Regions from separate parts of the Homo sapiens genome. Here all the other regions are linked to region 5. The links are chromatin loops, found by intact Hi-C in ENCODE. Cell type or tissue: heart right ventricle. All regions are shown on one strand.

Region 1 (4,000 bases), 380 kb after region 5:
TGCCCAGCCCATGCTGTTGTCTTGGCTGATAGTGCTGCAGGGCGTAACCCTGGTAGTGCAGGGAGCTTTGAGTTAACTTCTAGTTGCTCCAATGGAGTTTAAGGTTTAGCTATGGACCTGTCACTGTGTATTAATCTTTGTTTACATAGATAGCAGGGATAGAGGTGACCTCAGACAAGACAGACAGAAGTCAGCCCACAGAGGAAAGAAGACCTGAGACTCACATAGCAGAGGGGACTCAGGACTTGGTCCAGTCCCCTTATTAGTTCCCCGTTCCAACTCACATAGTAATTTGGGGACAAAGCTAGAACCAAGGACAACATTGAATAAAATGCAGGGCACAATGACTGTCTTTAGAAAGGGCTGAGATCAGAGATTCCTGCATGGAGCTGCCTCTAGTGACTGGGGAGAGCATGGAGCTGGGGTGGGGGTGGGCAGAGAGGATACGGGGAGTTATCTGGGTACAGATGTATCATGGGGCTTCACTTTGGGGAACCGGGGTCCCCTAGAGGACCTGGCTGAGCACAGGAAGGCTGGCTTGTGGTGAAGATAGAGATCTGACGAGTCCCAGGACTGTGGCCGGGTGGAGTCCCAAACTCTCTCCAGGCCTTGCCCTTTAGCCAGACCAGACTGTGCAGAGAGCAGAGGCGGCTTTGATTCTGGGACCTGCTGGGCCTGCCCTGTGGGAGGACAGGGATACAGACTGCCTTTAGGGAGTTCACGCACTAGGAACCCAGACACTGACTGAGTTTCCTTCCCAGGATTTGAGCTGCTGACCCTGAGCAGGGAGCTGGGGAGAAGAGCATCCTGGCTGCCCCCATGAGCCAGTAGCTAGAAGCAGGTGGGCAGAAGGCCACCAGCCACCAGCCTCCCACGCCTCAGCAGGGAGTGGCATCTGTTGGTAGCATTTGGAAGGAAATGCTGGTTTCACCTCTAGCCTGTGGTACCAGGGCTGTTTTTAATTAAAGACACATTCCCTTGAAAAATACATCGTGACACCTCAATGCCTCACCACCACGTCAAAGTTGGAGGAGTTGGTGATTAGGACGCACATATGTGTCTGTGGGTTGCTGCTGTTTTGCCTTTTGGAGCCTGATCATCTGGGCTCACGTGTCAGCCTTGAGAACAGCCTAGGAATGTAGTTTTTCACTGACCCAAATCAAGTGGTTCCTTTGCAGAGCACTGCTCTGACCCTGGCCCTGTGCCATATATACTCATCCTGTGTCTTCAAGGAACTTATGGTCAGGGGTGAGGGTGGAGGCTCCAGACGCCATGGAAACTGACTTGGGCCCAGTAGGGGCTGTTAGCATGTCAGATCAGCACTGGGTCCTAGCAAAAATAGACCTTCCCTCCTGCCTACGATGCAGGTGTGGGTGCCTTGCCAGTTCCCCACAGAGACTGAGGGGGCAGCCTCTTTTCCTTTATATAAGAAACATTTGTTTAAGTGGGAGAGTAGGAGTCACAACAGGTGACCCCAAAGAGACGGCGACTCTTGGAAGGCAGGAATGCGACTTGGTGTGCATATGCCTCCTCTGCCCGACTCACCTTCTTCCAGAGTCTTCTCTGCATAAATCTTGGGTGCTCTCTGATCTGTTCATTGAGAGGAACATTCCCCTAGGCCACATGGCGGTATATTCCTTTTTTTTTTTTTTTTTTTTTTTTTTGAGATGAAGTCTTGCTCTGTCACTCAGGCTGGAGTGCTGTGCCACGATCTTGGCTCACTGCAGCCTCTGCCTCCCGGCAAGCAATTTTCCGGCCTCAGCCTCCCAAGTAGCTGGGATTGTACAGGCGCCCGACCCCAAACCCGGCTAATTTTTGTATTTATTAGTAGAAATGGAGTTTCACCGAGTTGACCAGGCTGGTTCAAACTCCTGACCTCAAGTGATCCGCCTGCCTTGGCCTTCCAAAGTGCTTGGATTATAGGCGTGAGCCACCACGCCTGGCCAGTAGTATATACTTTTTAATGTATGGTTTTCTGATTACTGTTTTGTATAATTTCTCTCTCTGGGCAGCTCTATTGTAAACTCCTCAGGGAGAGGGCTACATCTTAGACACAATGTTTCTTATAGGGCGCTCAGGACACACTGCTTCAAGGAGTGAATGACTGCGGGTGGGGCCTCCACTCGGTGCATCCAACAGGCAGCTGGGAGCTCTGCCCTGGCCTCCCTCCCTCTCTTCTGTGGAGCAGCCATGGCTTGCCGCTCTTTACTCCTGCTGCTCGTAATCCCAGGGGATCTGGTCCCTTTTCCTTTAGCTTTCCAAACCTTTGTTTGGCCATGCTCCCTCTTCTCCTTTGCCCTCCTTTTAGGTTTATTAAGTTCAGTGGCCAAATAAAGTTTTGCAGCTCCCTTGTCCTGCAGTGCCTCCTGACTGTCTGGGATAACACGGTTACTGGGAATATCTCCTCTCCTGTCCCCTAAATCATCTGGCAGCATTGGCTGGCTACATCATGCAGCTGACTTTGAGAACACTCCGCAGTGCTGTTTCTGAATAATAATAAATGGGGCTGAAGCCCAGTGGCCTTTGCTATTTATCTCTGGCTCTGCAGAACAGAGACGTGTGTGCTGAAGTGGCACAGGCTGTGTCTCAGCGGTGGTGGCTCTCTCAGGGGAAGGCAGCTTCCCTAATTGCCTCTTCATTGCAGAAGTGGCCTGGTCTGTTTCCTCAAGGGAATGTTTGCTAATCTGATTGGAGGGTGCTTTCAGCGATTCAGCACCAGCCTTTTGCCTGGTCTGTCAGAAAGCCACACGATTGCAAAGAAGGATGACTGTCAGCTGGACACGCCAACCTTTAAAACCAGCCCCTGCCATCCACAGCCATCCTCAGGCACTCCTCCCCTTTACGGCCTTGGCCTGAACACATTGTCTCTGCCTATGACGTGTAAAATCCCAGCTTGTTCCCAAGTCCTGGGCTTGGCAATCTGCTGGTTTAAATCCATTAGGCTCAGTACTTTGGCAATGAGCTTGCTTCCTCCCTGAACTGAGTAGGTTCTTTCTCCACTTAGGCTATTCTAAGCTGTCCTAAGGAAGGCCTCCTCCTGGTCCAACCTGGCCCCGAGACCCTCACCTCAGTGCAAACCCTCCAGGGATAATATTCCTCCTGGCCTCACCCTCTTGCAAAGAACCTGAAGACCCACACCTATGGGGCAAGGCCTTGGGCTTTCTTCCAAAAGGGCGGGGATGGGAACATCCACTGGCCAAGGACATGACCCTGGACTATATTTGACTTTGATAATTCCCATGTCCTTTCTGTTCTGCTGGCTTTTATCTCAGGCATCTCCCATGTATTCTGATTATCATATTTGTTTTGATGACTGTGATTCCAGAATATGGCTTTGGCCACATTTTGAAATTATTTTGGTATACTGCCCCGACTTGTATGGCATTTTAACCCTCTGGGTCCCTGGTGTTCAACTTTGCCTTTATTGTACTGCAATGGCAACTGGGAACCATCCCTTCCTTTCAACATGGCTGAAATAGTACATAAATGTCGAACCATTTCTGCAAGCGACTTTGGAGATGGACAGGGGGCTGGAAATATCAGCGTTTTGTGATACTTACCAGCTTTCAGTTCATTTAGTATAAAAAGTTAGCCCTATGGAGACAGAATATTTCAACCTTTAACTGTAATTTGATAGTTGTCACCAGATACCAAGGTGGAAAACCAGAAAAGGTACAATAAACAGCTGAGCTGAGTCATTACAACAGACTCTTATCTTGTAGAAACTGCAGACATTATGATGATTATCCTCCTACCTACCAAAGGAGGGTTGTCTACAACAGCCCTGGCAGCCACTAACCCAGGCTATATGCTTAGCCCATAGTAGGTGCTTGGAAAATATGGCTATTATTTTAAAATTCAATGACATACAATTGCTCTCACAGATATATTTTTATTAAGATGATGATATAAGTTACACAGTTCACAAGGAGAAAATCACAATAGGGAGATACACTGTGGGGGAATGTTTATCCTCATGTAGCTGTTTGGGACTCTCCGA
Region 2 (4,000 bases), 640 kb after region 5:
GACCTAAAATGTGACCTCCATGTCCCCTCTGTGAGAACAGCTTCTTCCACCTCTGCTGTGGGGAACAGCAGCATCCCAGGCAGAGGGAACTGCATATGCAAGGAACCTGGGTGGGGTGGGGGGCAATGGTGGCCGGCGTTTGAAGAACAGTAAGGCAGTCAATGTTGCTGGAGCCCAGAGAGATAATGAAAGGTGGATGACGTGGGGTCTTATAGGTCACCATGAGAGCTTTACTCTAAGGTGTTGGGAAGCCAGACACCTGCAGACATGTCTGCAAATACCTTTGAGGTTTGTCTGAATCCTCAGCTGCAGAGGAAAACACAGGAAGTATGGGAGTTCCCCACAAGAGTTCACATTTGAACTAGGTTGTTTTTTTTTTAACCGCAACCTCTGCCTCCTAGTTGCAAGTGACTCTCCTGTCTCAGCCTCTCGAGTAGCTGAGATTACAGGCATGTACCACCACACTGGCTAATTTTTTGTATTTTTGGTAGAGATCGGCTTTCACCATGTTGGTCAGGCTGGTCTCGAACTCCTGACCTCAAATGATCTGCCTGCCTCAGCTTCCCAAAGCGCTAAGATTACAGGTGTGAGCCACCGCACCTGGCCTTGAACTAGGCTCTGAAGGATGACCAGGAGTTTTTCAGATGGGGGAAAGAGGAGCAAAGCATCCCAGATAGAGAGACTACTATATTCAAAGGCTAAGAATGGTGAAAGAGCAAAACGTGTTCCAGGGTGGCTGGCCGTACACCTGTCTGGCGTTCAGGACAGGAGGATGTTAGAGGATGCTGCAGCAGAATGCAAGGCTCAGGTGTGGTTGGGGTCAGATAGGGAGGACCGTACACAAGGCATCATCTCTAGCTTCCTTAGGAACACATTCCCTTCTTTGAGAACTGCATTGGCCCCTAATGAGCTGAAGTCACTTTATTACTTACTGCAGCATAAACGAGCGCTGTTATGAGAGGCATATGGCCCATCTCCCCGCTCCTTCTTCCCATCCCACCCTCGCTCCTGAAATCCAGGCAGCTGCCTTGGGCAGCATCAGAAAGTCCCATGTGCTTGAGGCTTTCAGACAGCTTTTCCCCAATAAGACAAGCTCTCTACTTAATCTGAAGAAATGGAGTGTTATTAAATTAATTTCTGAACTATCCTTGCCTTGTCCTTGAACTAAAAAGCTAAGGACCCTGGAGTAAAAGGCAGGGGATGAGGTGGGAGGGGTGAAGGGGAGAAGCAGAATGAGGCAGGGCAGCAAAGAGGCAGCAGAGAGGCAAGTTCCTGACCCAGGTCTGCCCGACAGACTCGTTCCAGCAGGTGGGCTGCCTCGTGCTGTCCAAGGCACTGTGTTGAAGAGGTTCAGTAAGTAAAATAAGAAATGAGAGTCCTCTGATCAGCTACTGTACCCAGGGCCCTAAAAATGATGGAAAGGTGGCCTCCCTCTGCCATGGGGTCAGCCCAAAAGTAATTACCAGGATACTTTGCAGATTATTGAATAAGTCCCTGGAACCGGCACACTGATTTATATAAGACCTGGAGATTTTGAGAGATTTGAGAGAATATTAAGAATCAATCAATATTTTAATTTATTTCAGGGTCCTGGAGACTTTAGCTCTGTAGAAAACCACAGGGAGGAAATTGTGACCTTTGAAATATGGCTGGCTGGCAGGCAGCAGGGAGGTACCTCGGCAAAGAGCCTGTTTGGCAGCTGCTGCGGGGAAAGACTTCTCTGTGCTGGAATGTTCTCTTTCTTCACAGCATCAGTCAGGAATTTCAAATAGCCAAAGAGGGGAGGGCCTCAGGGTGAGTGAGCTCTGGAGCCCTGGCAAGAAGGCTCTTGGCTTGAATGTGCATAGCTTACTCCTCCCCAGAGAGAGTCCCCAGGGCCTGGAGAGAGGAGCCTGCAGACTTTGTGTCTCTGCCTAGGAGGCGCTGCTGTGATCTGGAGACGTCCTCGTAGAACCACCTGATGATGTGTCATCATTGCAGGAGATCCAGTACCTTCTCCCCTGGGTCACTAGGCTCCCTAGGCCATACTCTTCCTGTGTCCTCCCCAGGGCTTTACCAGACATCTCATAGAGCACGTGAGCACCAGGTCTCGGACTATCACCATCCTCCTGTCTTATTCCGCAGGAAGACTGTAAGCTCCCTTCAGGCAGGAATGATGTCTGATCCATTTCTGTGTCCCCAGTACCTGGCATCATGCCTGGCCCAGGATAGGTAGATATGAAAAATAATGTGTTGAAGAAATGAATGGTCAAATGAACTAATGCAAGAAAAATAAACATTTGTTTGTAAAAATCAGTTATGTTTCAACAGCAAGCAGACGGCACATTCAAATGTAGTAATTAGAGAAATTCAGAAAGGTGAAGACAGGGTGGAGGTAACTGACCAAAGCATGCAGCACCCTGGGGCTGGCAGCAGTGGGAGAGAAGGAGCTGTTAGCACCCCCAGGCCTGATGCGGCTAAGAGAGAAGCGGGTCCCAGAACCTGGAGCAGGCCACTAAAACGGAGAGGTGGCCTTTTGCAAGGGAGGCAGCCACACCCTCAAACCTGCAGGGAGGAAGTGGGGGAACAAATACCTTGACCTCGCCCTCTGTCCTTCCTTGGATCTCCTCCCTGTGTTCCTCACTGGCCAAAGCCAACCAGAAGTCAGAGGCCAGTGGAGCTCCTTGATCCAGAGTGGAGAGTAGACAAAAGATCCCCAGCAAAGGGCTGCCAGGTAACTCTCTGCCTATTCCATCTGGCTTGTCCAGCCCCACGAGAAGGGCAGACAATGGGCACCCCAATCAGTAGTGCCAACTACTGGGGCACCCCAGTAGTTCTCAATAAGGGGCAGTTTTGCCAGCCGCTGGGGGGATTTGTTTTTCACAACTGGAATGGGGAGGGTGCTACTGGTATCTAGTGAGTAGAGGCCAAGGATGCTGCTAAACATACAAAAATGCAAAGGACAGCACCCACAACAAAGAACTATCCAGCTCAAGATGTCGATTGTGCCATGCTGGGAAAGCCTGGCCTTAATCAAATGTTGAGAGGAACTCAGGCACACTCTGTGCTGCCCTGGCTTCAGCCAGAGAACATTGCCTCACTGTGCTGGAAAGGGCAGCGTCATTTGGTCCAACCCAGAGCCATCGGCCAGTAAGTGACCAGTGTCTGACTTTGAGTGTCCCTTCGGGAAGGTGCTTTAAGGAGAAAGTCTATCTGCTCTCTGTCTCTCCTCACTGACAGTGATGTCCTAGGGTGTCCAGAGTGGTAGACGAGTGGCAGGGAGCACTGCTCAAGCCATGGGCAATTAGCTTTCCCCTGGAGGCCAAAACCTCCCCACTGGGCTCACCACCTCCCCAACTCCCCTGATATTGAGGGGAACGAGAAAGCTTCTCGTTCCCCTCATTTTCAGCTTTACATTCACACCATAAAAACATTTTGTAAAAGTGAATCAAGTCTTGCCATCTGTCTCTCTCACTTTTATCATGTTTATAATGAAAAGAAGAGTCAAGAGGAAATGGAATCCAAACTGCAAATGGTGTGCTGCTCCCTGGTAGCTGAGATCCACCCGAGCAAGGCAGGGACTTGAGGAAGAGGGTGGCCCTTGTGGCGCAGCATCATGTACAAAGTGAGTTCCATCAGAATCTCATGCGAAGTTCTCATGGCAGCCCTGGGAAGTAGAGCTTGTAATCCACATTGACAGATGAGGAAACTAAGGTTTTTCAGGGGAGATAAGTACTTCAAGGTTGTACTCCCAACAAGTAGCAAAGGTCTTAAACTCTGTACTTGGCCATCAACTCCAAGTTGTAGACCAATGTTGCTTCCTATTTCATCCTGACGTGAAATTGTTAGCTTACTGCTACTGGGGTTTAGGTACCATATTGAAAACTGTTGAAGTTTAAGTGACTGTGGTACTTAAGAGAGCTCTATTTTACTCCCTGTCACAGCTTAGAGATTTTGTCCCTCATCTGACCCTCCAGGGTCACAGCCCGGGAGAGAATAAGTTCCATGTGTACATTCATGT
Region 3 (4,000 bases), 850 kb after region 5:
GTTTCTCTTCTATTGTCTGAACTGTATTTTCAATTCTTTATGAGTATACTTTATAAATGAGTATTACAGTTCACCCCCTGCAAAGAAGTCCACATCCTGATCCCCAGACCTTATGAACATGTTACCTTATGTGGCAAAGGGACTTTGCAGATGGAATTAAGTTAAAATGGGGAGAGTATCCTGGACTATCCAAATGGGCCCAGTGTAATTACAAGGGCCCTTTTAAAAGAAAGACCGGAGGCTCAGAGTCAGAAAAGGAGAGGTGGTGATAGAAGCAGAAATCAGGGTAATGTGTCCAGGAGCCAAGGAATGCAAGCAATCTCTAAAAGTTGGAAATGGGCTGGGCACAGTGGCTTGTGCCTGTAATCCCAGCTGAGGCGGGAGGATTGCTTGAGGCCAGGAGTTTGAGGCCAGCCTGGGCAACACAGCAAGACCCTATCTCCACGAAAAATAAAAAACAAAATTAGCCAGATATAGTGGCGTGTGCCTATAGTCCTAGCTACATAGGAGGCTGAGGCAGGAGAAGTGCTTGAGCCCAGGAGTTCAAGGTTGCAGTGAGCTATATTGCACCACCGCACTCTGGCCCAGGCAACAGGGGGAGACCCTGTCTCAAAACAAAACAAAGTTGGAAAAGACAAAGAGCGGGTTCTCCCCTAGAGCCCCCAGAAGGAACACAGCGTTCGATTTTAGCCCCAACAAGACCCATTTCAGACTTTGACGTCTAGAACTGTAAGCTAATAAACTTCAGTTGTTTTAAGCCATGACATTTATGGTAGTTTGTTACAACAGCAATAGGAAACTAATATAAGACCCGAGGAGGTAAAGTCCAAAGTACCTGTAGGAGCTGAGACCAGTTCTCGTTTCCCTCCTACTGTAGACTCAGGTACCCCAAAGCCCAGAGCTGCCCCTTAAGAGGAGAAGAGACAGCTCCACTGTGTGCATGCACCCCTCTAGGGCTGTGGACTGGTTGAACCTATGGCAGTCCCAGCTGTTGAGCCTTCCCGCCTTCCCCTTTTCCTCTAGAGTCTCCTTCCTAGGGATTACAGTGTGGTGTACAGATAAGAGCAGAGGAACTGACTTGAATATAAGAGCATTTTCCTTTGGAACACTCCACTCCCCAGCCATCAAGGTTTTTATAGCAAACACCATCCATAGCAACAAGATCAAAAATTCTAAACAGGCAAAAGCTAACAATAAATATCTAAAACCATTATGTGTTGAATGACAGTGGTTAGAACAAACAAAAAATTAAACTAAAACCAGAAGGTGAGTTCTACCACTTTTTAAAGTGCCTGCAATCGCAAATACCCATCATCCAGGGGGAGAATTGGGGTTCTTTGGCTTTTGGTTTTTAAGGTGGAGAGAACATTGGCAGAACCTGTTAGGAAATGAATTCCTTTACATTGTTGGTTCTCCAGACCAGCAGTATCAGCACCATCTGAGAACATTATTAAAATGCACATTCTCAGGCTCCACCCAACACCTACTGAAAGAGGAGCTCTGGGGTGGAGCCCAGCCATCTGCTCTAACAAGCCCTCCAGGTGACACTCATGCGCACCAGTTTGAGAACCACCGTCCTACAGGAAATCCAAATGCTGCTAAAAAGTTTGCCTGTCTGCTATCAAACCGAAAACATAACAGTTTCCCAGTATGTAGGTGAACGGCTAGAGTTTGGGGCCAGACTGGCATAAAAAAAAAAAAAAAAAAAAAAAAAAAAAACCTCCGAGTTTGGGGCCGGATTGGCAAGAAAACCGAAGTAAAATACTGACGGGGAAGGGCCTCTTTACAACTTTTTTCTTATGGATGTGTGATATAAATAGTATGCTTGCTGTGCAAACACATCCCCAACCCCTCCTTCCAACCCCATTGCTGCCCCTTACCCTCGCCTACAAAAAAACTCCGTATCCTTCCGTTCCTCAGTCCGGACTCCAGCTTTTTTCCTGGTCTCTCTCAAGTCATCCAAACCTCCTCCCAACCGCCACAAAGCTGCCCACCTACTATGCAAATCTAAACCCTTCCCATTCCCTCCCTTCACACAGTCTTAAAAGTTCCCTCCACAACGAAATTTCGTGTCAGAACTGTCTACTGGAACCCTTGGAAGCAAATAAACCGCCTTCCTCTAGCCTGAGAAACGTTCATCTGTCTCCTCTCCACTCTTGGGACAGCACCAAGAAGCTGGTTCCCGTAGCTTAGGGTTCGCTCGGCTCGGACTAGCCCCGGCTGCTGGGCGAAGCGGAGACTGTTGGAAGACTGTAGTCTGGAAGGTTTAGACTGAGCTGGAGGGACACCATGTGGCCATACCCAGTATGACACCTCAGGCCCGGAGGCTTCTGTTGTTTCTGTGGTGGTGTTTTTGTAAAGACCGTGAAACATGATGTTTAGGGTATTTTTGAGAATTAAAAAAGAGCAAAAGTTCACTCACAATTATGCTAACAAGATTATTGTTATTTCTGTTTCTTTTATTAAACATTTTCTGACAATTACAACAACACCCCCACCCCAAGGAGCACACCTTTCTTTTCAATGGAAATCTGATCATCAGCATTTTCCATGTTCATTCAAGTTTTTTGCAATCATTCTCTTCAGCGATAGATAACAGTAGACCCTCGATACATGCTGGTGCAATGAAATGGAATGAAGGAGCATTCAATTGTAGAGGGATGCTCAAGGTATAGAGGAACAGGGAAGTGAACCATTAATTCCGCCTGGACAGTCAGGGAAGATTTCTGAGAGATGTCATTCGGCTGAGGTGATTGAAGGAGAATCAGGTTATAGGATTGAAGGAGGATCCATTAAAAAGGTGTTTATTCTAGCACAGCTGAACACAATAAAGCCTGAACCAGGACAGAGCCCTGGGATCGGGTGGAGGGAAGGGGTGCAACAGAAATCTCTGGGGAGCAAGTTAAAACACAGATTCCCATGCTTTGCCCAGAGACCCAGATCTTGTAGGTCTAAGGAGGGGCCCAAGAATCTGAATATTTAGCAAGACCTCCCCACAGGGTGCTGCTGTTGCAGGTAATCCTCATGCCCACCACTGTTATTAAGCCCACAATCATCCTCGCCCCCCTCCTTCTTACTGCCTCTGTGGCCTCTGCCTGGAAAGTTCTTCCCATTCTGCTCTCGCTTGGCAAATGCCTTCTCCTTCAAGACCCGGCAGTGCAAATGTTCATAGGTAAACCCTTTCCGAGTGCTTGCTTTGTGCTTTGCACCACATTATTACTTTATAAAGAAACACTATTTAATTCTTAAAAAAAAAGAAAAAAGAAAAAAAACTCTACAGAGTAGGTCTCCTAATAAACCCCATTTTACAGACGAGGAAACTGAGGCAAAGCGCACTTGACTAACTGGCCCATTACCCATACTGCTGAGATGTATGTTTTCTTTCTTTCTTTTTTTTTTTTTTTTTTTTTGAGAAGGGGTCTCACTGTCGCCCAGGCTGAAGTTCAGTGGTTCGATCATAGTTCACTGCAGTCTTGAACTTCTGGGTTCAAGTGATTCTCTCACCTCAGCCTCCCAAGTAGCTGGGACTACAGATGCATACCACCACAGCAAACTAATTTTTTTATTTTGTGTAGAAACAGGATTTCACTGTTTCCCAAGCCGGCCTCAAACTCCTGGCTTCAAGCAATGCTTATGCCGTAGCGTCCAAAATGCTAGGATTACAGGTGTGAGCCACCACGCCCAGCCTGGGATGTATGTTTTCTATGTCGCCCGACAAGAGTACTCACAGCAGGAGGCTGAAGCTATGGTTGTCTCTGTGGCCCTGGAGCCTAGGGCAGTGCCGACAATGTAGTTGCCTTGTAAATATATGTCAAATAAATTTAAAAAATAAATACTGCCTCCTTCCATCGTGACCCTCAGCCAGTGCCTAGGCAACAAATCTGCCCTCTCCCTCTGCTCTCTTCCTCCTCTCCTTGACCCCCACTGCTTCCTCCTCCTCCTCTCTCCTTCCTCCACAAGGCTGCCTCCTCCTCATCTCCTTCCCCCCACCACCTCCTCC
Region 4 (4,000 bases), 390 kb after region 5:
TTTTCAGGATACTTGTACATGCTGTTTTCATGTGCCTGGGACATTGTTCTTCCACTCTTAAGAAATCTTGCCTGTGCTTGAGTTAAGTCCCATTGTCTGTAGTATAAATAATCATTTTCCTCTCATTGGGTTAAAATCCCATGCGTCCATCTGGTTTTCCAACCTTTTCTTCTCCATATCAAAACTTCCTATTAGTTCAGTGATAACCCAATGTCCTGTGATGTGGTCACCTGGGCTGGGAAACTGGAGCTTCTTGGGATCAGTCAGGCACTGTGTATGTGTTCATTTTTAGCAGAGTAGTTAATTGCGCAGAGCTGAAGCCCGACTGCCTGAGTTCATATCCTGGTTCTGCCACTTATGAGCTGGTGACTTACCATAAAGCCTCTGAATTTGGTTTTCTCATCTTTAAAAGAGTGGGGATTAAAGGCTCTTTCCTATAAGCTTGTTGGGAGGAGTAAATGAATTAGTGAAAAGTGCTTAGAAAGTGCTTGCTGCCTCACAGCCAATATTTCCTATGGTGACTATTTAGCCCTTTCCTCTATTTCACCAGCTACCCAGTGAGCTCAGGCAGAGCTAGCCAAGGTAGTAATGCCCAGAGCATGGGTTTATCCTAGGACCTCTAAGATTTAGACAGGGAGGTAGTGGACACAGAAGGAACACGCTTTGGAAAAAGACATATACAGATTTGAATCAAGCCTCTGCTACTTATTAAGTGTGCAATCTTGAACACATTGCTTAACATCCCAGTTTTCTCATCTATAAAATGCAAATACCAAAAGCTCCTCTCAGGGTTGTTTTGAAGATTAAATAATGCCTATAATGTGTGGAGCACTTCAGTGAGGGAACATTGCAGTTATTTAATAAATGTTAATTTCCTTCCTCTTCCCTTCAAATTGCACATTAGTCTCCCAGGCATGGATGCAAGCGGCTGAATGGAAGCTGAGGGGCTGCACTTTCTCTCCGGCATCTCATACAGTATGCCATTGGCCCCAGCCAGCGGCCCCTTCTTGCTCATCTTCTTAACTGTTCTAACAGAGCCCAATCAACTGCAATTTTGAATCTCCTTTCTATTTTCTTTCTATGCCCTTTTAAAAATATAAGCCCTTGTGGGCCGGGTGTGGTGCCTCATGCCTGTGATCCCAGCACTTTGGGAGGCTGAAGCAGGTGGATCACTTGAGCCCAGGAGTTCAAGAACAGCCTGGCCAACATGGTGAAACCCTGTCTCTACTAAAAATACAAAAACAATTATCTGGGCATGGTGGCAGGTGGGCGGCTGTAGTCCCAGCTACTTGGGAGGCTGAGGCATGAGAATCACTTGAACCGGGGAGGTGGAAGTTGCAGTGAGCCGAGATGGTGCCATTGCACTCCAGCTTAGGCAACAGAGTGAACCCTGTCTCAAAAAATAAAAGTCCTCAAGAGTTCTCCAGGTCCTAATTATTCTGGGTTTCCTCCCTTTTTCTTCCTGCTTTGGATCATCACTGGTTATACAAGCAGAATTTTGGTTTTGAGAATCTCCTCCCAAAGCCTACAATCCACAGATTTCTTTCCCATACACTCTTTGATATCTGTCTACTAAAACCCAGGCTCTGTGAATACCTGGCCTCCCCTTCTCTCTCAAGCAGGCACTGTGAAAAGACACGGGCATTTCCCTTACAGTTCCCAACATTCCACCTCACCACTCAATTCTTTGTGGGTGATAGGAGTTGATAAGCCCAGAATACCAAAAGGCTTTGAATAGAGCCTGCCTGCAGAGTCCTAGGAGAACCATGGGTGGTCTCTGGAGACCTCCTAAATACCCCGAAAAAGGCAAAAGGGGGTCTGTGTATGTAGATATGTGTGTGTCTGCACACATTTGCCATGGGGGTGCATTTGTTCACAGGAAAAGACTCCTAGGTTTCCTCTGACTCCCAGAGACCCCCAAGATGCACAGGGGAGAGAACTATGGCATCATTCTCTCCAGCCACTGGGAGAGGAAGTTGTTAGCTCAGCAAGTTGTCCAGCACCCTGCTTTGACTGGAATGAAAGCCTTTCCTTTGGCAGCCAAGACCCTCCCTATTTTCCTCCCCACTGATGCTGCAGTGCGGGCCAGAAATACAGCCTCTCTCTCCCTCCATCTGGTCAGAGCATCAACTGCAGATTAGAGATCCAGAGCTCTCACCTCTGTTCTTCTTCCCTTTTGACCTCACCAAACACTTTCACCCTTAGATTAGGTGGCGTTAATCCCTACTGCCCCCAACCACACTATTGCCCCAGACTGGAGTCCCGCGTGCAAATCTTTGCAATTGCCATGAGATCATCCCCACGCTTGGCTTCCATTTTCTTTGTTTGTTACCAAGCTGTCCGTGTTGCTATGTAGACTTCTGAGGAGGGAAGTTTTGTTTTCAGCTCCCATCTGGATAGTTTCCTCGTCTGATTCATCGGTACCTCCCACACGTGAATTCTTTCTCCATCATCCCTGCAGCTCTCCATAGTAACCCATTTCATGCGTTTCTCCTCCCCCCACTGCTGATGACATCATTTAATCTCTAAGCAAACTCTCTCTTCCTCACCTCTCGAAATGTTGCCCTTCTTGATCCATGTCTTGTGGATCCCAGGCCAGAATCGAGAAAGCCAAACACTGTTTGCGAACACCACTGACAGACCCAGCCGCTGTCGTGCCAGTTCTTTGCTCTTTCAAATTCGGTGAGAAAAAAGCAATGAATGTATCACACAGCTATCCGAGTTCCTCGGTTTCCTGCCCAGACTTTAAAGACTTTTCTCTCTAACTCTTTGGGACTGTTCAGCCCCATGGGGATCAGCAACAGAGGGAAGTGGTTGTTGCTGGGTAAGGCTCAGCTGTACCCCAGGAAAATGGCACCTCTCCCACCTGGCTGTGTCCCCCCTCCCTCTCCCCTCCCCATCTCCACCACTTAGCAGTAGCCAGGAACAGCTGTCCTTGTGCCCACTGGTTCTGAGAGTCTCTTTTTAATTAGTTGACATTTGCATCGTGGTCATGGTCAGTGTGCTTTGCCTACAGAAGGTCTAGCTTTCCCCTCCTGTTTCCCCAGCGTTTCAGAGCCTGCTCTCCATCCTTCGTGCCATCTTCCTTCATCCAGAGTGAGGTTCCCTTTCTTCATTTCGGCTCTGCTGCTTGTTTCTGTCCTGCTGGTCTTTCTCCCAATGGGCCTCCTTCCTTCTCTCTTTTCTTTGCATCATTACCTCCGCTCTGCAGGGAGATACCTTGTTGAAAGTGGTTTTTTAGGTTCATTCACCTCCCCTTCAAGTGCAGTGGCCACTTCTATTTGCCACACATCAATTGGCCCTTGCCTCATGCAGGAACACCTAAAGCTCCCTGAGGTCCCTGATGTTGCCTCCTCACCATCCTTATAGGCTCTGGGTCTCAGTTTCCCCATCTCATGGGATCATTGTGAAGACTAAATGAGCAAATGTGGGTGAAGCCCCTAGCACAGGCCCTGCTACATATGCAGATTAAATGAGCTGATGCAGACGAAGCACAGGCCCTGCCACACAGTGGGCACTGAAGCAGGCCAAGGCCACCTGTCCCCTTTCCTTCTTCCTGTTTCCTCTTGGCTCCTCTGCTCCTGGTTGGACACGATCACTTCATTACCAATCACCAGGCTGTCTTCTGTGGCTCTCTTGGGCCAGCAGCATTGTAAACTTGTCATAGAGGCATGGGGACACCAGCCATGCCCAACCTTCCAACTGTGGGACCTCACAAGGCCCAGGTTGACAGGGCCTGAACCTTACTTAAAGATGGGTGCCTGGCACTGTGTCATCCACATTTTTGCTGAATGAGTGAATGAATATTCAGGAAAGATGATAACCCCAGTTCTGAACCTGGAGATCAACTTTGCCTTATACCGCAGAGCTGAGTCTGTGTGCTGAGTTGTCTTCAGACTGGGTCCCTAACAGCATGTCAGACCCTGCTCCCTGGCTGGGCCAGCCCAGCCTCTCACCTGGGTGGTCTATGAGTCGTTTCCATGGTGAGAGCATCAGGCCT
Region 5 (4,000 bases):
TTACCCCGTCAGACTAGTGGGAAGCAGCAGTCATGCCGCCTGCTGGTGAGATGTAGGGAAAAGGCCCCTGCATAATTTTGACCAAGGAAATGTAAATTATTTCAGTCCTTTTGGAAAGTAATCTGACAACTTCTTTTAAAAATAAAAAGTGCTGGTGGATTCCTTCCACCTAGCAATCCCTTTCATAGGCTTTCTTTTCTATGCATAAGCCCAGTCTGATTGAAAGAGATTTCTGTAAGATATTATTCAGTGAGAAAAACAAGATGTCAGGAAATGTGCATAGTATGATTAGATTTTTGTAAGACAATCAATGAAAAGCCTCCCTCAATATGAATGTGAGTATGAGAGATTAAATAAATATGGAGAAATATATGGAAGGATACATGCTAGGCTATTGACATGGATTTTCTATGATATAGGGGGGAAGGGAAGAATTATAGACCCAGTATAACTTCTTGAACCATTTTCTATACAATACATTTAAGTGATTTCTTATTTTTCCCAATTTAAAGTTTTATTCTACTGAAGTTGTTTCTACTGAGGTCAATTTTTTCCACATACATTTTTTTTAAGGCTCAGTAATTAGCATTTTTTCTTATCTTGTTTAATTATTACTTTTACTATTGTGAGTTTTCTTCTTGGCCATTGTTGTTAGCAAGTACAATTCTCCTGGGTAAAATTGACAGGTAAAAATTTGTAAAGAAAATTTTATTTTTTTTAGACGTGGTCTTGCTCTGTTGCCCAGGCTAGAATGCAGTGGTATGATCTTGGCTCACTCAGCCTCCCAAATAGCTGGTACTACAGGTGTGCACTACCACACCTGGCTAATTTTTGTATTTTTAGTAGAGACAGGGTCGCGTCATGTTCCCCAGGCTGGTCTCAAACTCCTGGGCTCAAGTGACCCACCTGCCTCGGCCTCCCAAAGTGCTGGGATTAAAAATTCTATTCTTTTATATGAAAATTTTTAGTTCGAATTTTCTATTTTCAATATTACCTAAGATGTAGGATTCTTTTTTTATTTTTATTTTTTGGTCGTAACAAATTTTACTGTTTGAAGCTTTTGCCATTGCTAGTTTTACTTCGAACAGATTCTTTCTGCAGGTAATATTTGTTAAGAATTGGATGAGTTAGGGATTTTATATTTCTTGGCACAGAGAACAAAGCAAATGAGAAGAGCAGAAATGTGAGATTTAAATGTACCATGGAATGAAAATATATTTGGGGTCAAAAAGTTAGGGTCAAAGTGCTTTCCTCTGTGCCTGGCACAAGCTAAGTAAGTGCTTGGTAATTACTAATTATTAACATTATTACTTTAAGGTGTAAATCATTCTTTTATTCACTCCTGCTGCTCTATTTAGCCATCCTAGTCTATGCAATGCTTTGTGCTTTGGTTTAGGGAGACAACAATTTTTGTGGCTCCAGGGCCAGGGCAGAGTAACCTAAGTGAAGCAGGTCAAGGGAAAGGTCCGAAAGGGAGTGGTAGGGAGTGTGTCACACTGGTGAGGCCATGCTCAGGCTGAAGGGAGCAGTTGCTCTGGCTAATTGCTGTCATGAAGGAGTGTGGATCTTGTGTTGCTATATCTTTAGATTTTACAACATGCTGAAAATATCCACGTTTTTAGGTGAAATCTGATATTTATGTGCTGGTGGGTAATTTGAATTTTATTAAACACAGTGTGGGCCAATATGATGCAGTTTGAACAAAACATGTCTGCAGGCCGCATGCTCGTTTCGAACTCCCTGGGCAACTCAGCCCATAGCTGTCCTCATGTTCCCAATGCTGGGAGCTGTGATCTATTAGGCAGACGTCACACTGTCTGAAAAATACCTCCTGCCAAGGAAATTAGGTTGTGAGTCAACCCCAGGATCCGATAAGTCAGGGGTGCACTAGGTCTAGATCTGAAGGATGGAGGCCAGGGGGAGTGTGTTAGGGAAGGAAGGATTTGCCTAGATGCATCTGAGATTGTCTCCCATTAGTATCAGGGCATCCCCTTGAAATACCTGTGTGGGTTGTTGGCTGTCCAGCAGGTGGCAGCATTAGAACAGAGATGGGCCAAGTTAGGCCCATAATATTTACAACTCCGTCCTTCCTTATTTGCGTATGAATAAGGGAAGAATAGATTACTGCAGATGAGCTTTAGAGGGAAGAAAATTATTTGCCATATATTTTTAATTAAAAAATACTTAAGCCCCTACTCAGCGCCAGCTACTGCGCTGTGCACTTTCTCAGCCATCATCTTATTGAATCCTCACAACCTGTGATGTAGGCAACCCTTTCCCCCATGGTGAAGATGAGGAAATTGAGTCCCAGAAGCTGAAGGAATCTATCCCAGGAAGTACAGTTTCTGAGAAGCAGAGCTGAATCAGCAAGTAGGGCTTTGGTCTTTTCACAGAATCACACCTGATGCTGCAAGCCTTGTGGTCGTGTGGTCGTGTTGCTGTCTCAGTTCTGTTAACATTTGCCTAATGATCCTGAGAAACTTGGTCTCTGTTCTGGGACAGAGAAAGCAGAATGCCATATGTCTATCACATGGCAGGGGACATTTGCTCTAGACACTCAACAAGGTGGCTGTGCCCCAGAGCTGGTAATTGAGAGAAGATTGATCCTATTATGGAGCAATGCTGCGTGTGCAGTCTGAGAGTGGATGTGGACATTTGATGTGTTCCTCCTTTTCTAGATAACATCTCCTGTGACAAGCACAGATTGCTGTTTCCTTTATTTCTTACTGTTCAAAGCATTGGCATAGAAAATGAGTTATCTAAGAAGCTGAATGTTTCTTGTGATAAATGTGAGGGGCCGACCATCATTCCAGCCATTCAGTAATTAAGGCTGCAGGATGCTTGCATAACAGACCTATCCCTTGCCTATTTCATACGGTGTCAGATTGTGTTTGATTAATAATGATTAATCTCATGATTTTGTATAAATGGCTTAAATCTGTGAAACCATTTGCCAAATAAATTAGATCCACCAGCAAAGTTCAAAATTTCTTCCAGCAGAGGCAGTGTTGGGTAGAGAGCAGATTCAGAACATCCCCACTTCCTATGTGACCTCCTGCAAGTAACTAGTCTCCTAGGGACTCTGTTTCCTCATCCGTAAAGTAGGGGGTGGAAAGGATGACATCAAAGGGTCCTGCCTGCTTTGAGAGTCTACGATCTTCTGGAGTCCGAGTGGATCTGCATGTGAACAGAGGAGATCCAGAGATGGGCACCTTCACAAGAACGATCCTGTCACTGGCTAGTTGGAACCAACTAAAAGGACACTGTTAAATGACATTTAGAGAACATGGGTTTGATCAGACAGTTGTGATCCAAATCCTGGCTCTGCCAGTTGCTAACTGTATAATAATCTTCGAAAGTCACTTAAATGCTCTGAACCTCCACTTTCTTAGTAGATAACCCGAAGATATGCTGTGGGTGCTAAAAAGTCATAGTTATATCCTTGACATGTGTTAGCTGCCTAATGAATGGTAACAATTTTCATTAGTCATTGTTGTGGGTTGAATTGCATCACCTGACAATTCGTATGTTGAAGTCCTCATCCCCAGTGCCCTACTTAGAGAGTGACTTTATTTGGAGATAGGATCTTTATAGAGGTAATCAAGTTAAAATGAGGTCATTCTGGTGGAGCCTAATCCAATATGACTGGTGTTTTTATAAAAAGGAGAAATTTGGACACAGAGACATGCGTGAAGAGAAGACAATGTGGAGAGACATAGGGAGAAGGTGCCATCCGTGCCAAGGACACAGGCCTAGAACAGATCCTTCTGCACAGCCCTGAAAAGGAACTCACCTACTGATACCCTAATGTTAGACTTTCAGCCTCCAAACCATGGACAATGAATTTCTGTTGTTTAAACCAGCAGTCCCCAACCTCTTTGGCACCACGGGCTGGTTTTATGAAAGATAATTTTTTCACCAGGGTTGGGGGGTTGCAGGGGAATGGTTTCAAGATGATTCAAGCACATTACATTTATTATGCACTTTATTTCTATTATTA
Region 6 (4,000 bases), 440 kb after region 5:
GGGAGAACACCAAGTAAAGTGCACTGAGGATAACGCAGAACTAAAGCCTAGCTCTGGTTCCTTCATTCGTGCAATTTATATTTTTTTGAGCACCGCTCATGTGCCAGCCCTGTTTAGTGTCTTGGTGAGGACAAAGTTGACATGAGCCTTCTCTCAGAGTTCGGTATTGTGGGCACATAAACAACAAAAAACCTCTCTCTCACTAGTAATCAGGGGAGGTTGCAAATTAAAACTGCGGTGAGGGAGAATTTCTTGCCCATCAGATTGGCAAAAATTTTAAAGTTGGACAATGTCAAATGTTGGCAAGGATAGGAAGCAATATGAGCCTCATCCATGCTGGTGGGAGTATAATGTGATCCACATTATTTGGAACAGTGTCACTTTTCCTAGGAAAGTTGAACATGTGTATATAACCTATGCTCCAGAAATTTCAGTGAGATAAATACATGGAGGCCTGCCCACTCTCGTGCACCAGGAGACACATACAAGCGCGTTCCGAGGAGCACCATCCGTAATACCGGAAACAAGACTGTCGACCAACTAAAGAGAGCATAAATAAATTACTGCATATTTATACAATGGAACACTATGGTGATGAAAATAAATGAAGCAAGAAGCAAGTTGCAGGATGTGTACAATCTGGTTCTATTTATATAGCGTTCACAAACAGGCAAAACTAAACAATGTGCAGTGTAGGTTTATGGCAAGGAAATTATTAAAAAAATTCAGGATAATGGGTTACCTCTGGGGGTAAGGAAAAGCACTCAGAGGTTTCTAAGGTACTGCCAAAGCATTGCTTCTTAAGGGGGGTGGAAGATCAACAGTTGTTCTTTGTACTATGTGTCTTTAAGCTGCACACACACACAGAGTTATCACACATACTGTGCAAGAGGACTTACAGGTGATATAGGAATGCATAGCCAAGGCATGAGCCAAAACTAGGGCAGCCAGGGAAGGTAGGTGGGAATTAGCAAGGGAAATAAGTGTATACGTGGTAGGGGCATGGGAATTTCCAGTAAAGAGAGTGGCAGAAAGAGGGGACAGAAACCCAAGAATGTGATCCACCTATGTCCATGGCATAACTGGACATAACTAGATGGCATGAGAGATGAGGCTGCAGGAAAGAGACAGGGCCAGTTCTCAGAGGTCTTGCAAACCATGTTAAGGAATGTGCTGTTATCTGGAGACTAAAGGTTACCAGTGTGGGAGTGAGATATTTTGGAGGGAGGTTATCTCCACACTGACATTGTCTTCATCCTGGCTGCTCTGTTGCACGCCCTGAACCTGACTTGCTGATGGCCTCTGGCTTTTGTGTTGGCCTTGTCCAGATTTGACCTCTCTTCCTTTTTTTTTTTTTTTTTTTTTTCCTGAGACGAAGTCTTGCTCTTGCCACCCAGGCTGGAGTGCAATGGCGCGATCTTGGCTCACTGCAATCTCCGCCTCCTGGGTTCAAGCGATTCTCCTGCCTGAGCCTCCTGAGTAGCTGGGATTACAGGCACCCGCCACCATGCCCAGCTAATTTTTGTATTTTTAGCAGAGATGGGGTTTCACCATGTTGGCCAGGCTGGTGTCGAACTCCTGACCTCAGGTAATCCACCTGCCTCAGCCTCCCAAAGTGCTGGGATTACAGGCGTTAGCCACCATGCCCGGCCCTCTCTTCTCTTTCTTATTCCCATGCAGAGCCAGGATAGAATGAGGTGAGTGAAATGCCCAGGGTACAAAATTGGAGGATGCCTGGAGTGTCAGTGTCCTGCCCACCCCTATTATTTGCCTACATCTCTGACCGTTCAGCCACTCTGCGAGTGACTTTCTGGTCTTCTGCCAGCTCTCCCCAGCCCTCAGCCTCAGCCTGCATCCACCTCGTCTTCCTCCCCATAGCCTGCTGGTTTTGGCTTTTCACTCTTGTCTCTGCTTTTGCAGCCAAGTTAGGCGAGACAGTTACACGTAAAAAGATAATTAACCACATGAGCCAAGAAATAAGGACCACATGAGTCGTACAAGTCATTAGTTCCAAGAGTTTGGAGGAGCTGGGCCAGGCCGGCTTTGGATGGATGTGGAGAGCAGGAAGGAGGCTTTCTGGGCTAAGAGAACAGTGGGAACAGTTTGCCAAGAGCAAAGAGCTCATTAAAAGTCATAAGAAGATGAAAGCTGCACAGTATCTGAGATCTGATCTTGTGGATGTGGCTATGAAGTACAAGGCTGAAGTGCCACCAACCCCAGTCCCTTACCCATGGTAACCGTAATGAATAAATTGTGGCATACTTCTCCACTGAGACTGGACAGAGCCTCAGAATTCTTCCCAACACAGTGCTTCAGAAGGATATTAACAAGCAAATGGATTTCACACAGGAGTGTAAACTCATTTGCCATCCCTGTCATAGACTATGGAGCAGTCATGAGTCTTGGAGTAGAAGAGATTATCAAACTACATCCCATTGCTTTGTCTACTATGTGTCCCTATTTTAACCCAATTTACAACTCTCAGTTGTGTCTCAAGTACTGGGCATCATTTGAGGCACTGGCTAGAAAATGCAAAATCACAGAATACAAAAAGTAGAGGGGACCTAAGACAACATTGAGTCCAGCTCCCCCATTTGGCAGCTGGGGGAAATTGAGGCTTGGGAGCAGGAGGCTTGTTTGTGTGAGTGGCCAATACAAGATGTAACCCTGACCTTGTACCAGTGGCTCCTCAGCCTGGGATAAGAAAGTGATCTGAGCCTCCCTGAGAACCCACTACATGCCCGCCTTTGCTCGTGGGAGCTTGTCATATACAGCATCTCTTTTAAACCTGGGGAATCATTATTCCCAAGAAAAAGCTGACATCCAAAGACAGGTCCAAGTCAAAGACTAATATATGACAGAGCCAGGATTTAAACCCTTTCCACCAGCCCCTAAGACCTCCATGCTTTCTTGTATTTCTGGGTGGGTGTTTCAAGCCTCTTCAGAAGCGATAACAGTACTAGGGTTTTCTGGGAAGGGCCGGTGGTGAGTGTGATTTTGCTCTGCCCCAGGTAACTGTTCTCTACAATCCACTTTAGGGTCTTGGCCACATGTGGGAGGTGGTCCCAGCAGCTCCTCTGTAGGCATATCTGAGCATTTTGTGAGGTTGGAGCCTTTCTCTCCAGTGAGTTCATGGTTCCACAAGAGGAAGCTGCCTGCTATCGCCTGTGCTCATTTGATGACTTCCTAGGTTTTACGACATTAATTTAAGCTCTGCAGCCCAAGTAACTCTCTTTGATTGCAGCAGTATGCGCTTAAATGTCAGAGCTTTGCTGAAAAACCACTTGAGTTTGAAGAAAGTCATTGTGTTCAGTAAAATCTAGCCACATTTTATGTTTATGACCTTTATTAGGGCATCCCGCTGAGCTAGTTAAAACCATGCCTGTATAGTCAGTGAAAGCCCAGGACTCTCAGATTCCTAGATTCACTCATTCAAATAATAGTTATTGAATATAGACTAAGTGGCAGGTGCTGATGTATACAGTGGTAAACACACAGACACGATCCTGTTTCCATGGCACTTATAGTCCAGTGAAGGGAGACAGACATTTAAAGAATAAGTACAGAAGTAAAAGTATTTTGAGTAAGTGTTATGAAGAAAAAGGCAGGGCACTAAAGATATTCAGAGGGGATCTAATTTACACTGGGCAAATCAAAAGAGGTCGTATTTGAGCTGGGTCGTAAGTGGGGGATAAATTATTCAGGACGTGCGATAGCAGGTGCAAAGGCACAGAGAGAAGAAAGAACTTAGTGTAGTCAAGGAACGTGTTGCTCAGTGCCCGTCAGAAGCCTCAGGACCCAGCCTTGTGCTGATGTGCCGTCAAGTATGCCCAGTGCCTGCAGGACTCAGCACATGCCCTCACCATCGTATGTGTAAATTAGGGTCTACATCTTGGTGGTTTCTTCCTGTGCCCTGTTCCCTGCGACCACACCTGCCTTCTCTGTTTCCAACCCTTGGTGTTCATTTCTCAGGCACCCCTTTGGTACCCAGCTACCTGCC
Region 7 (4,000 bases), 370 kb after region 5:
CCACTAACAGAAGGCTAGTTTTTCTGGATGGCCCCATGGCTGACTCTGACCCCTTCTGTGCTGCTAGAGTAGAGACTTGATTTGTAGCCAACCAAAGAGGGCATGGCCTGCGTGCAGAGATATGTGATTCTCTTTGTGTTTTCCATCGCCGGTGCCCATACTGTGACTTCCAGTGGCCTTCTCCAGTGGCTCAGGTGGTTCTCCACTGAGCACCTGACCTACAACTAGGGTAGTGACCTGGTTCACTGTGTAGGTCCCTCCCACTCTAATGGGCTTCCCTTAAGGGGCATTGGGCAGTTTGGGGCAGGCAGCCCTAAAAACTAATCCAACATCCTCATTTGACTGGAGAGAAAACTGCGATCCAGAGAAGTTAAGTGAGTTTCCCAACATCACACACCTAATTCATGGCAATGCCTAGAGACCAACCCTGGTCCAGTGCTTTGCTAGCTGGACTCATTCATTCAACAGACATTCACAGAGTGCATTCTCAAGTGTCAGCCATCACGCTCAGCACACCAATCCAAAGACCGATGAGAAAGTGTTTCTGTCCCCAGCGAGCTGGCAGCCGAGTGCAGATGATAACACTCAAATAAGCAAAGCACACAAAGCAAAGTGCTGAGTGCCATGAGCCACAGGTGAAGGGAAACTGTGCTGGAGAAGCCCAGAGGAGAGATCTCAGTCACTCTGGGAGGGCTTCCTGGAAAAGCTGGCATTTGAACTGGGCCTTGGTGATTGAATGGATTTGGGTAAATGGAGATGATGATGGAAAAAGACAGAACCTGCCTTTGTTTTTGAATCGTCTTAATTAGGGAAGGAATCAACATGATAATTTATTAGGTACCTGCTGTGTTCCAAGCACTGTGCCAGGCATATTTACACATGGCTTCTTTAATTTTTTCAGTATTTCTCCCCATCTCATAGATGAGGAAACTGAGATTCAGCAGTAACTTAATCCTAAATAGAGACAACTTCTTTGATTCCTTCTTCTCTCTTTCCTACAAAGCCTCACCCGATGCTGTATGCCCCATGAGGGCTCAGTGAATGACTCTGAGGACTGAAGGGAAACAGAGACAGAAACATGGGGATAGAAGAGTTTTCAAAGTCATAGGGGAAGGCAGCACTCCTCTTCCTTAAACAATGCATGGCTGAGCACAGAGCCATTTAGTAGTTCTATCATCAGAATACATGTCTTCCTCGCAGGTATATACACCCCGCCTTCAGGCTGGTATATTAACCTAAGTGAATACAGACAAGAGCTATTTGTTTTAGCTAAGCATCTTTCATGTGTTAGCTCATTTTTCCCTAAGGACATTCATAGGAGATACATCTTAGTATTATTAATACCATGTTCATTTCACAGATGAGAACGCTGAGGCTCAGAGAAGCTGCAGGTTACACAGCTGGGAATGGCAGACCCAGCATTTGAGCCCTAGTTGGATCCAGCTGCAGAGACTGAGTCCTTAACCTTGTTCTATGCTCAGGGGTCCTAAACTCAGTTGCCTAACAAGGCTAGACAGTGTGAATATGGGATGTGGGCCGATGCAAGGCAATAAGGAGTGGTGGAAACTGGTGAACAAAAGAATGAGCCCAAGCCCTCCTGAGAGGGGCAGCCAGCACTGTCTCCAGCCTATTGCTGGCCTGCAGGACTGGCAAGTTTTCTCAAGTTGGAGATTCACACTTTTATGCTTGGTGGGCTGAACAAGACACATGGGCAGGTCAGATATGGCCCTAGTCTGTCTGTCTGCAGCTTCTGCCATATTGACTCCCACTTTGAGAAGCAGAAGCTTCTCTTGAAATGCTTTTTATCTCAGGCATCCCTGTTGAAAACCCCCTCTTGCACTCTTTCCTCCTTTCTCTCCGTCTCTCTCATAATTACTTGTTCTTCACTTCTCAGAAAGTAGCCACTCCAGATAGGCTGAATTAGCCACTCCTCTGTGCAACTTTCCTTCACTGTGTGCACAATTTGAGGGCATCATCGTTGGCTATATGGTTTAGTTCCACTGATTCAGGGAGGCCCCTTCTGAGCTGAGCAGCCGTTTCAGAAAGGCGCATGGTTTTGCAATGGTGGTGTGGATTCTGTCCCTGGGTTGTAGACTCAGATGCCATCCTGGGTGAGTCACTTCCCTGAATCTTGAGACATTGGAAGGAACTTGAATCAGGTTCCCTGGTCCAAGTCAGGAGTAGGAATAGATGTGGCCAGTGCCTGAGAAAGCCGACCAGGCTGCAGAGGAGTCACATAGAGGAAGGGTCACTTAGGACAGCTTGTCAGTCAGGTGGGGCTCATCTCAGCAGGACTCTGCCCAGGAGCAAGGGCTGGGGGAGGGGATGGGGCAGGGCTCAGTCCTATTCATGGGTTGGCTCAGGGTTTGGGCTGCTATCATTTTGAGGTGCCATGGCTCGCCACGCTGCCCTAGCTTCCCTAATTCCCTTCCCCTGTGTGGCTTCCTCTTCCTGCACTGCCTGTGACCTGCTACCCTGGGGGATGGTTGTGGAGTATGTCTGTGGTGGCTGTGGTTGGTGTGGTGGCGGCTGCCATCTGGGAGTAAATAACCACAGCACGTCAGAGCTGAACAAAACTCAGGAATAGATCTTGGGCCCCGTGCTTCTCTCATCCAGGGAAAGGAATGTGAGTTGGAGCTTTACAAAAGCAAATCTTTAAACCTTTCCTCACCTGATGAATTTGATGGGGTGACAGAAATGAATTAGAAATTAAGTAGGGGCTCAGAGTTTACATGAGCTCCATGCCAAATGGAAATTAAAAAGAGTGTCTCCAACAGGGTTAATGGTGAAGGTCAGGTTCCCAGCATCCTTGGCAGGGTGTCCCGACCCTGGTCTCGGGAGGAAATTGACTGAAGGATCCTGCTGATGAGATCAGGAGGTGCAGAGCGGGTTCTCCATCAGACAGTGGGAAGGAATTAACTTGTCACCAAATGACATTCAGTGATACAACAGAAAATTCCAGCAATGCAGGGACGATTTTAATGCCAGGCTACCCAGTGGTAGCACTGACTCTCCACATTTCCCTAAGGAGCTTAGACATTGAAGAAAGGAATGTGTCTGCATTGGACGAGGCCTCTGGCTAATTCACAGGCCCACTTCCTCTGGACTGTGTCTGCGAGCTTGTCTGTGTTGTCAAATTTCATTTGGCTTAAAAATAAGAACTAATGCAGAGAATCAAAGAAAACAAAGTTGTTTGCTGAGTGTTCCTGACCAGGGCTGCTCAAGCATGAGGCTGAAGTGATTTTATTTTCTCCGAAAAGAACATTCAAGGTTGCTGTTTAATCTTTCTGGAGTGAGTTCCCACAGTCTTAGGTGCCCAGCTGCTGCCCTCTAGACCTGTGTACTCCATATTCCTATGACATGTGAGTCCAACAGTGGAGAGCGTTGCTGCTTGCTGAATTCCTGAATTCTACGTGGCAGGAAAAACAAATCCCACCCTCCTGCTTTGCAAATGAGATGGGTGGATGGATGCATGGATGCATGGGTGGGAAGACGCATAGGTGTGGGTGGGAGATAGATTCTGTCTTTTCTGTTCTATGTTTTAGGGTTTTTATGCCCACTTTAGATGAAGGGATTGAGAACCATAGGAGCTGAGTCACCAAAGTTCTCACTGCAAGATGGTGGCCAAGCTAGGGTTTGTGCCCACATTTCCCAGCTCCAGGTTCAATATGGCTCTCCTCTCCTTTCTCATATTTCCCACTAGACTCTTTTTGTTTTTACTTATGTATTTCTTTAACTGCCTTGTACCTAGAGACAGACTCACATGAACTTGGAGGACCTACTTATTATACAAGTAGGTGGCTACAAGGACACGTTATTTTCTCATTCGGCAACTATTTATTGATCACTGTGTGGGCAGAATTCTAAGTCATCCCCCACCCTTCCCAGCCCTGATTCCTGGGAAGTGGTGTATATTCACTTCGCCGAGTTATTCAAGCAAATACTAATCTGAGTCCTGCTGTGAGGGGAATTGGCTGACGTAATTAAGGTCCCCAATCGG

The links. A loop is a pair of places that touch in the nucleus more often than their neighbours do. Peaks named below come from ENCODE experiments on the same cell type or tissue, not always from the same donor. Only the 100,000 strongest peaks of a DNase experiment are listed, where the experiment ranks them.
Region 1: a loop joins it to region 5, with 2.9 times the contacts of the local background. A loop is called at or near these places in 32 of 110 quality-filtered maps.
Region 2: a loop joins it to region 5, with 2.5 times the contacts of the local background. A loop is called at or near these places in 17 of 110 quality-filtered maps.
Region 3: a loop joins it to region 5, with 7 times the contacts of the local background. A loop is called at or near these places in 80 of 110 quality-filtered maps.
Region 4: a loop joins it to region 5, with 2.8 times the contacts of the local background. A loop is called at or near these places in 30 of 110 quality-filtered maps.
Region 6: a loop joins it to region 5, with 2.8 times the contacts of the local background. A loop is called at or near these places in 5 of 110 quality-filtered maps.
Region 7: it touches region 5 in a loop (2.6-fold over the local background); 29 of 110 quality-filtered maps call a loop at or near these places.

What each region holds. Positions count from the first base shown.
Region 1 is chr11:11,406,029-11,410,028 of GRCh38, reverse strand. The region is part of intron 3 of GALNT18 (polypeptide N-acetylgalactosaminyltransferase 18); the gene reads left to right. Among named protein-coding and RNA genes, the nearest start is that of CSNK2A3, 55 kb to the right of the region's middle. RefSeq lists an enhancer at 662-1,163. In heart right ventricle, a CTCF peak has its summit at 2,380; no DNase peak of the experiment used is centred here; H3K27ac peaks cover 2,879 bases.
Region 2 is chr11:11,146,102-11,150,101 of GRCh38, reverse strand. The region is part of intron 3 of LINC02752 (long intergenic non-protein coding RNA 2752); the gene reads right to left. Among named protein-coding and RNA genes, the nearest start is that of LINC02752, 33 kb to the right of the region's middle. In heart right ventricle, a CTCF peak has its summit at 1,928; a DNase peak (open chromatin) is centred at 1,771; H3K27ac peaks cover 2,397 bases.
Region 3 is chr11:10,932,191-10,936,190 of GRCh38, reverse strand. LOC105379882 (a long non-coding RNA gene) reads right to left here. Exons shown (of 4, transcript XR_001748122.2): 2 at 3,729-3,797; 3 at 1,881-2,744. Among named protein-coding and RNA genes, the nearest start is that of ZBED5-AS1, 76 kb to the right of the region's middle. In heart right ventricle, a CTCF peak has its summit at 2,297; a DNase peak (open chromatin) is centred at 2,260; H3K4me3 peaks cover 1,288 bases; H3K27ac peaks cover 1,522 bases.
Region 4 is chr11:11,394,880-11,398,879 of GRCh38, reverse strand. The region is part of intron 3 of GALNT18 (polypeptide N-acetylgalactosaminyltransferase 18); the gene reads left to right. Among named protein-coding and RNA genes, the nearest start is that of CSNK2A3, 44 kb to the right of the region's middle. In heart right ventricle, no CTCF peak of the experiment used is centred here; a DNase peak (open chromatin) is centred at 2,051; H3K27ac peaks cover 661 bases.
Region 5 is chr11:11,785,975-11,789,974 of GRCh38, reverse strand. No RefSeq gene overlaps it. Among named protein-coding and RNA genes, the nearest start is that of MIR8070, 4.8 kb to the right of the region's middle. In heart right ventricle, CTCF peaks have their summits at 34, 2,026 (motif pointing right) and 3,007; a DNase peak (open chromatin) is centred at 2,014.
Region 6 is chr11:11,345,748-11,349,747 of GRCh38, reverse strand. The region is part of intron 6 of GALNT18 (polypeptide N-acetylgalactosaminyltransferase 18); the gene reads left to right. Among named protein-coding and RNA genes, the nearest start is that of CSNK2A3, 5.5 kb to the left of the region's middle. In heart right ventricle, no CTCF peak of the experiment used is centred here; DNase peaks (open chromatin) are centred at 97, 457 and 2,027; H3K27ac peaks cover 1,070 bases.
Region 7 is chr11:11,415,221-11,419,220 of GRCh38, reverse strand. All of the region lies in intron 3 of GALNT18 (polypeptide N-acetylgalactosaminyltransferase 18), which reads left to right. Among named protein-coding and RNA genes, the nearest start is that of CSNK2A3, 64 kb to the right of the region's middle. In heart right ventricle, no CTCF peak of the experiment used is centred here; a DNase peak (open chromatin) is centred at 2,469; H3K27ac peaks cover 436 bases.